Regions from separate parts of the Homo sapiens genome. Here region 1 is linked to region 2. The links are chromatin contacts, found by Hi-C in ENCODE. All regions are on one chromosome and are shown on one strand. Each heading gives the region's core, a stretch centred on a gene start or an enhancer-like site at or near the end of the contact. The rest is flanking DNA. Distances are from core to core; before and after follow the strand shown.

The links. Hi-C counts contacts between places; a loop is a spot of excess contacts on that map. Pooled maps may share reads with other maps.
Region 1: a loop to region 2 is called in a map of ascending aorta, with 8 times the contacts of the local background. The contact joins the enhancer-like site here to the promoter of HERPUD2 in region 2. A Hi-C loop is called at or near these places in 3 of 168 maps with a recorded cell type or tissue (Calu3, ascending aorta and uterus) and 3 of 50 pooled maps.

The regions. Positions count from the first base shown.
Region 1 is chr7:37,029,727-37,033,723 of GRCh38, forward strand. The region is part of intron 15 of ELMO1 (engulfment and cell motility 1); the gene reads right to left. Among named protein-coding and RNA genes, the nearest start is that of ELMO1-AS1, 34 kb to the left of the region's middle. RefSeq lists enhancers at 1,968-3,167, 2,002-2,671. Within about 2 kb of position 2,330, at least 17 of the 41 ENCODE cell types and tissues checked have a DNase peak (open chromatin) inside an H3K27ac peak, as active enhancers do; they include ascending aorta, where a contact is called at or near this core.
Region 2 is chr7:35,693,366-35,697,015 of GRCh38, forward strand. HERPUD2 (HERPUD family member 2) reads right to left here and starts at 1,770. Exons shown (of 9, transcript NM_022373.5): 1 at 1,436-1,770; 2 at 819-1,262. The coding sequence starts at 965. HERPUD2-AS1 (HERPUD2 antisense RNA 1) reads left to right here and starts at 1,841. Exons shown (of 1, transcript NR_136255.1): 1 at 1,841-3,650. RefSeq lists an enhancer at 909-1,796 and a silencer at 1,239-1,648.

The DNA of each region.
Region 1 (3,997 bases), core at 1,080-3,579, 1.3 Mb after region 2:
CAGCATCGTAAGCTAATTGGTATTCCTACGAATAAAACATTCTTTTTTTATTCCTGGGCCACTGGGATGGAGGCATGTATAGATTCTGCCTTAGAAATGTATGTTTGTGAAGAATTAGAGTCTTAAATTAATGGGTGAAGATCTTTTTTAAAACCTTAGTTTCCTCCTAAGTTATTCGTAATACTCGATGTCTGCTACTTTTTTTCTTCAGTCTTACTGACTTATAATGATAATCAACCCCCGAAGGTTCTATAAGATCCCTGCAAGTCTTTTCAGGTGGCTATAATCCAATCACAGACATTGCCTCCAGGAGAATTTGCCCTAAACCAAATTCAGTGAGGGCTACTTTCCTCTCCAGCTTCTTGGCGGCCATCTTTCTCTCTCTCTCTTTTTAAAAATCTTCACTAAGGAGAGACCATTTTAGATAAGAAAACAACTTAATGAAAACCTAAGGATGAGACTAAACATAAGATGCTTTTAAAGGAAGAAAAATACTGATGAAATTGTTCAGAACTTCCTCCTATGTGAAATGCAAGTTGATACTCTCAGGCATTTTTGTTCCTATTCCTCACAGATATTTTATTTCATTTCTTAGTCATTCAATTTTGTTACTAATACTTGAAACTGTTTTTTTTTCCTCTCCCCTGACAAATGCATTCTGAAACTTTCATTTTATAAACACTTGCCAATTCTCTAAAACAAGAGAGCATTTTTACTATTCTACAACACATAGCAGTGACCCAGGATATCTTATATGGTTAATATAACGTACAATAAGATACCCAATATGACAACATGGTTCTTAGTAAGAAAGACATTCTATCGAGTGTGTATATACTCTTGTGGATTCCTTATGAATGGCTTCAAAATTATTTGATAGTCATTACTACCTCACAGGGGAAAAAAGCATCAGCTCACTAATACTGGAGAAGAGATACCTGGATAATTGTTCTTCTTCCCAATCTCCTTGCTCTTTCTCGTCTCCTTCATAGATTTGTTTTTTGTTTTTGTTCGTTTTCCTTCTGCCCAAAGTTCTTTTCTCACCATTCTTTTCTTCTCACTCTTCACTCCTGCACTAGGAGGACTAATCTGGTCCTGTAGCTTCTACATTCATAGATGCCAAATCTCTATTTTGAACCAAGATAGTTTCCTGAGCTCCAGACAACTCCTTATTGGACACGCCCATCTTAGCCACATCTCTTAGCCACCTCAAAGTCAAAATTGACAAAACATAACTCCTATTCTTTATGGCTTATCCAAACTTACTAGGTTCTCCATCTCAGCTATTTTTGCTCAGTTGACTCTTCTCTCAATCACCATCTCACAAATATATTATATTTACTCCTTTCCTTTCCCACTGCCACTGACCTTGGTTCAGGTGCTCATCACTGCTCTTCCGGATTAAGACAAAAGGCTACAATGGTCTCCCAGTCTCGGGACAGATCCATTTCCCTCACTGTCTTCCATGAGGAGCTCATCAAAACCTAACTATAGCCACATGTATAGCCTCTGCTTAAAATCCTTCAGATAAAGTAACGCCTCTTCACAACACGGACCCTGACTCGCCCTGAATGAGATGGTTTCTGGGTCAGCTTGAAAAAATGTTTCCAGAATGCATTTGCCAAGGGAAAAGAAGAAAATTTTGCATTTGCAAAATTTTGAGAAAATAAGACAATAATGAAAAACATAAACTGTTTGGAAGACTTTTAGACTTAATACATGCTTTTCCCTCTGCCTTAATCACCCTTCCTCATCTCAATTCGCTCCTCAGTGGTAACTCCTGCAGGTCTTTCAGAATCCAGAGCAGTTGTTCCCACTTCCAGGGGATTCTTTTACGCCCATTCTCTATAGGCTGAGCCTTCTAAGTGTCTCCATCTGACCCTCTGCCACTTTTCCAATGCTCTGTTTGCTTTTTTGTCTCCTTGTGGAAATTCTAATACCCTTGAGGCTTAGGACTACGCCTTCTCTGTCTTTATATATTCAGTACTTAGGGCCTCAAAAAATGTTTGTGGAATGCATGTTTACACGTGAAGCAGGCCTTACCCAATGGAGCCGAGTTCTTGAAGTCACCACATTCAAAAATTATTCTTCTCCTCACATTGAAATATTGCACTGAAATATTATATTCTTGATAGTGACAGTTAATCATTAAACATCCTTCCCCACTGGCAAAACAAAACATGACCACAGGAGAAGGCTCCGTGGAGACCATGCCCACACATTTCAGTGCCTGGGCTAAAATAAGCATGTAAGTGTGTAGGACTGATCATCATATTGCACCAGGAAGCGCGCCCTTCCAGATTTAAAAATATACTTGTTTGGCTTGATTCAGGCTGCTCCTCATTCCAGGCCTGCGTGAGTCATTGGAGAAACATCCTATTAGAGTGCACCCCTACTGATTGGCTTCCTTTGTATGTTCACGGTGACTCAGAAGAGATGACTCACAGTTCACGCTTATGACAAAAAGAACTTGCTCTCCCTTCCTTTTCATTACCCATGTTTTGCAGGCTTTATTGGCACCTTTGAAAAACATCTAAGGGAGCAAGGGAAAGGAAAACACAGGGGGCAGCCTGAGAATTGGCACTACTTATTTTTAACAAGCAACCCTACTTAAAGCACCTTTCATCAGAGCAGCACAGATATACTTTGGAGGCCTAATACATCCAATGCTCACATTATTCCTGGAAGGTCAGTAACTGGATGCTATTGCTCCACCCTGCCAGTTGATGGAAAGGAGGGATGCTCGAAGGACATAAAGATACTTCGCAATGTCCCTCTGCAGGGCTGGCACCCAACGCTGGGCTCTCAGAGCCGCTGTTGATAAAATGGCTGGTTAGATCATCCTCTCTTGGTTATAATACCCAAAGCCTTGGCCAAGGAGAGAGACATTCTCCAAAATAATCAGTGGTCAAGCAGTGAGCATGAAGCAAAGTGAGAGGACAATCCAACCACGACAATCTTCTGGATGCCTCAAGATGCTCATGACCTGTCACTGGCAGAAACTGTTGGGTTCTGTGCCAGTTACAAACAACAGAGGTTAGTTCCTTTCATTCCACTTCAGAAAACATTTCTGAGTACTTATCCACAGAGATGGATCAGGCATAGACTCTGACCAGGAGAGCAACAAGATAAAGTGCAGTGAGTTATACACCACAAAGTAAGGACAGGTCAAGTGTCTGGAGAGTCCAGGGGAAGAGTTGGCTTTATTTTTTAGAGAAACTGGCATTTGAATTGCACCTAAGGATGGGTGGAATCTAAATCATACTTCTACACTTCATCTTAGCCAAAACGCCGAGAAGCGATAAAATCATATTTCTGAATGTGTTTTTCCTTCAGAATAATTTACTAGTCAGGCTCATCTCAAATTCCATTTACATTCAGACTCCACATTCCATAATCGCTGTCTCCTGGAAGCCATTGAAATGCATGCATATACGTCTGCCTGCAAAGGAGACACTTCTGTGTGCAGTTCTGGGTGGGTTTATGGTACCCAAATAAACGGAGCAGGAGGAGCGCAGACGGGCTAAGTCCAAATTGTTCCCCCTTCCAGGGGATCCTTGTGCAGTGAGCTCTGCCTATGCTTTAATAAAAGGGGATAAAAATACTTGCCACCTACTTACCTCCGAGACACACTGCAAGGCTGGATCGTGTTCACGGCAGTGTGAATTTTTCAGGAGATAAGTGATCTATGAAAACAAAGCTTTATTATCATAAATGTTGAGCGAAAATGAAGCAAAACCAATGTCTAGGCCATGTGTTTAGTGTTAAAAAAAAAAAAAATACACCAAACAGACACTGGATTATAACTTTCCAGCAAGCCAGCATTCCAATGTCAAGGCCTGAATGTCCCTTCCCAGGGAGTAGGGCTACAAGGGTCCCGGTACACTGAATATCTGATGAAATGAGGCAAATGCAGTGTTTTGATGACAGATGTTTCTGATAAGAATACAGAATTTGGAAAAGAAATTGCAAGGCAAATCTGTCCCATGATGTGAGA
Region 2 (3,650 bases), core at 520-3,019:
TATAATTCTTTGGTCCTTGAAACATATATAGTAACCTTGAAAGTATAATTTTTATAGGGGACACATACTTATTTCTAAGAAAAAAAAATCTTCAATTTCTGTTTAAGTTTCTGGGCCAAGTGTTGAAAGTAAAATGGAATTTTAGTGTAATAAGCAATAAAAGCTCTGATACGGGTTGTAGTGCTTTATCTTTTTTTTTTTTAAGAAAGGATATATCTCTCACTCGCATATTAGGTTGATGACTTTAAGTCCAAAGAAAGTAGTCCCTTTTCCATGCCTGCCAATTCTTTGAGACAGAGTCTCACTGTGCCACTCAGGCTGGAGGGCAGTGGTGCGATCTTGGCTCACTGCAACCTCCGCCTCCCGGGTTCAAGCGATTCTCCTGCCTCAGCCTCCTGAGTAGCTGGGATTACAAGCATGCGCCACCACGCCCAGCTAATTTTTGTATTTTCAGTAGACATAGGGTTTCACCATGTTGGTAAGGCTGGTCTCGAACTCCTGACCTCGTGATCCGCCCGCCTTGGCCTCCCAAAGTGCTGGGATTACAGGTGTGAGCCACCGCGCCCGGTCTTTGCCTGCCAATTCTTAAGTCCCTTGATATTTCTGCTTCCTCTTACTAATTAACTGAACCTCATCAGGAAAATATTAATGATGGTTCGAACACTCAGGAGACACAACCTCAGAACTCAAAATACCTCGCGGTCTACCAAAAGAGACCTATTTGATTCAAGACTGGAGGGGAGAAGCAGGAAAAAGGAGGGTACACGGCACGAAAAGCTGCTGGTCAGAGCAGCTGCCCCCAGCTTTTACACACTTACTGGTTTGCTAGGGTAAACGTTAGATAGATGCGTTTTTAGTTTCCCCACGGTCCAGTTCAAGAAGCAGCTAATAGTCTGGTCACTGTATTTCTGATTCGGTGCTTTAATGATGAGGGTCACAGGAATCTCCATCCCACTTTGGTCCATGGTGCCCCCAAAGTCAGACAGAGTCCAGAGGAGCGGCAGTTAAGCCCAAAAGAGCCGAGATGGTCACCGCCGGCGCGACTGGGATGAGGACAGAAGTGAGTTCTTAGTATTCCGTGTCCAAGTCAGTTACAAGTGCACTGGAGGATACGAAGCCCATTGCCGGTACCAAGGATGGACTGAGGTGGTGGCGACTGCGACGGTGGGGTCTGGGTGCCCGGCCGTGGAGGCAGCTCTCCCCGCCAGGTCCGGGCTCCGCCGGGCTCCGGACTGTGGAGGCCGTCGTGAGGAGAAAGGAAGCTATACGAAGGAAGGGTGGGAGGGATGAGGGCACAACGGCCGGCCCGGGGTCACTGCCCCGCCCCACCGCGACCCCCAAGCTGGAACGCAACAAGGCCCCTACGCCACGGCCCCGCGGTGCGGATCGGGGAAGCAGCTGGGCCGCTCAGGGCGGTCAGCGGGCACTGGGGTACCTGAGAGAAGGCCGCGGGGCCCGCCACCGCCGCCCTCCGCGCCCAGGCAGGGCCGCCAGCCACACCGTCCGGCCAGGCGTTTTCCGTGGCAGCCGCTCCCTTCCTGCTGCGCGGCGACCGGCACGGCCCAGCCCCGGGTCTCGCGAGGAGGCGCGGGTGAAAGGGAGAGAAGCTGACCGAAGGCGCGGCCCGGCTCTCCGCCTGACCCCTCAGTCTGGACAGCGCAGGGTGGCGGCAAGGCAGGGCTGGGCCGGGGGCGGCCCAGGCGACTACAGGTAGCAGGAGGGCGGGGACGAGAGCCGTTGCGCCACCGCTGGCGCGCCGGTTTTGTTGTTATTGCGAGGATTGTCTGGGGCCCCTTTAAGCCGGAACAGGCAGGGCGGAAGTGCGTCACCGGCGGCACGCCCCTGCACATGGACCTCCCCCGTCCCCGCCATCCCTGCCGATCCTGTTGCTGCCGCCTTCCCGCCGTGCTCGGGCTGCCCGGGACTCTAGCCGCCAGGCTTCGCGTCGCCCAGCGGCAGATCGGGCTCCTGGGAGCCTCTCCCCTGGCCGTTTGCTCGGCCTCGGCCCCAGCTGCCCTGGGGCCTAGCCACTAGCTCCCCTGGCGCTAGCCTACCCTGTCTTGACCGCACCCTGAAGATTTGGGAAGTCTTTCTCCATCCCAAGAGTCGTCTCTGCAAAAGTTGGTGTCCTTCCTGGTGCTGAACCACGCTTCTGCTCAAAATGTGTTGAGCGTCGTCTGTCTGCAAAGCACGGTGCCAGGAGCTTTGGTGGAGAAGGCATGGGGTACATGTGTAAAGAGTACAGGCTTTTGGTTAAACCTGAAGTCCTCCTCTACTTTCTGGGGGACCCTGGCCGTCCTTGCTGAGCCTCCGTTGACTTCTCTAATGGGGACGGTAATGCCTACCTGACCACAAGCTGATGAGTAAATGAGCTATGAGTGCAAAGTGTGGTGCAGTTCTGGCGTGTGCCAGCCTCTCAAGTGTCAGTTTCCGTCTCATTCCTCTTAATCTTCACTAAAATGGACAAGTATTCATTGAGCACCTAATGCGTGTTCAGTATGGTGGGAGATGAGGGATGACAGTATTATTTTTCTATTTTATAGGTTAGACATAGAACAAAAGGTTGAGTCTATTGCCCATAGCCGAACTTTTCTTCATTTTCTACTGTGGTTTAGAAGTCGGTATAGTAAGTTAAGGGTTGTTAGATGTGCATTTTCACAGCTCCCAGCTTCCACTTAGGAGTAGATAACATAGGGGACTTTGCGAGCTGGTCTCTTTCCCTCTTAGCTTCAGAAGGGCTTCGAGGTAGCCACCACTGAATTAGTTGAGAGACAAGGCACCCCTACGGAGGAAATCTCAACTGCACAACCCCTACTGTGCCCCAATTCAGCAGGAAGCAGTTAGAGCGGTGGTCAAACCTCCCCAATAGCACTTGGGTTTTCCTGTTGAGAGGGGGTACTGAGAGACAGGACTAGTTGGATTTCCTAGGCTGGCTAAGAATCCCTAAGCCTAGCTGGGAAATTGACCACGTCCACCTTTAAACACGGGGCTTGCAATTTAGCTCACACCCGACCAATCAGGTAGTAAAGAGAGCTCACTAAAATGCTAATTAGGGAAAAACAGGAGGTAAAGAAGTAGCCAATCATCTATCGCCTGAGAGCACAACAGGAGGGACAATGATCAGGATATAAACCCAGGCATTCAAGCCAGCGGTGGCTACCCTCTTTGGGTCCCCTCCCTTTGTATGGAAGCTCTGTTTTCACTCTATTAAATCTTGCAATTGCACACTTTTCTGGTACGTGTGTGTCACAGCTCAAGCTGAGCTTTCGCTCACCGTCCACCACTGCTGTCTGCCGCTGTCACAGACCCACAGCTGACTTCCATCCCTCTGGATCCAGCGAGGCGCCCATTGCTGCTCCTGATCGGGCTAAAGGCTTGCCCTTGTTCCTGCAGGGCTAAGTGCCCAGGTTCGTCCTAATCTAGCTAAACACTAGTCACTGGGTTCCACGATTCTCTTCCATGACCCACAGCTTCTAATAGAGCTATAACACTCGCCGCTTGGCCCAAGATTCCATTCCTTGGAATCCATGAGGCCAAGAACCCCAGGTCAGAGAACACAAGACTTGCCACCATCTCGGAAGTGGCCCGTCACCATCTTGGAAGCGACCTGCCACCATCTTGGGAACTTGGGGAGCAAGGACCCCCAGTAA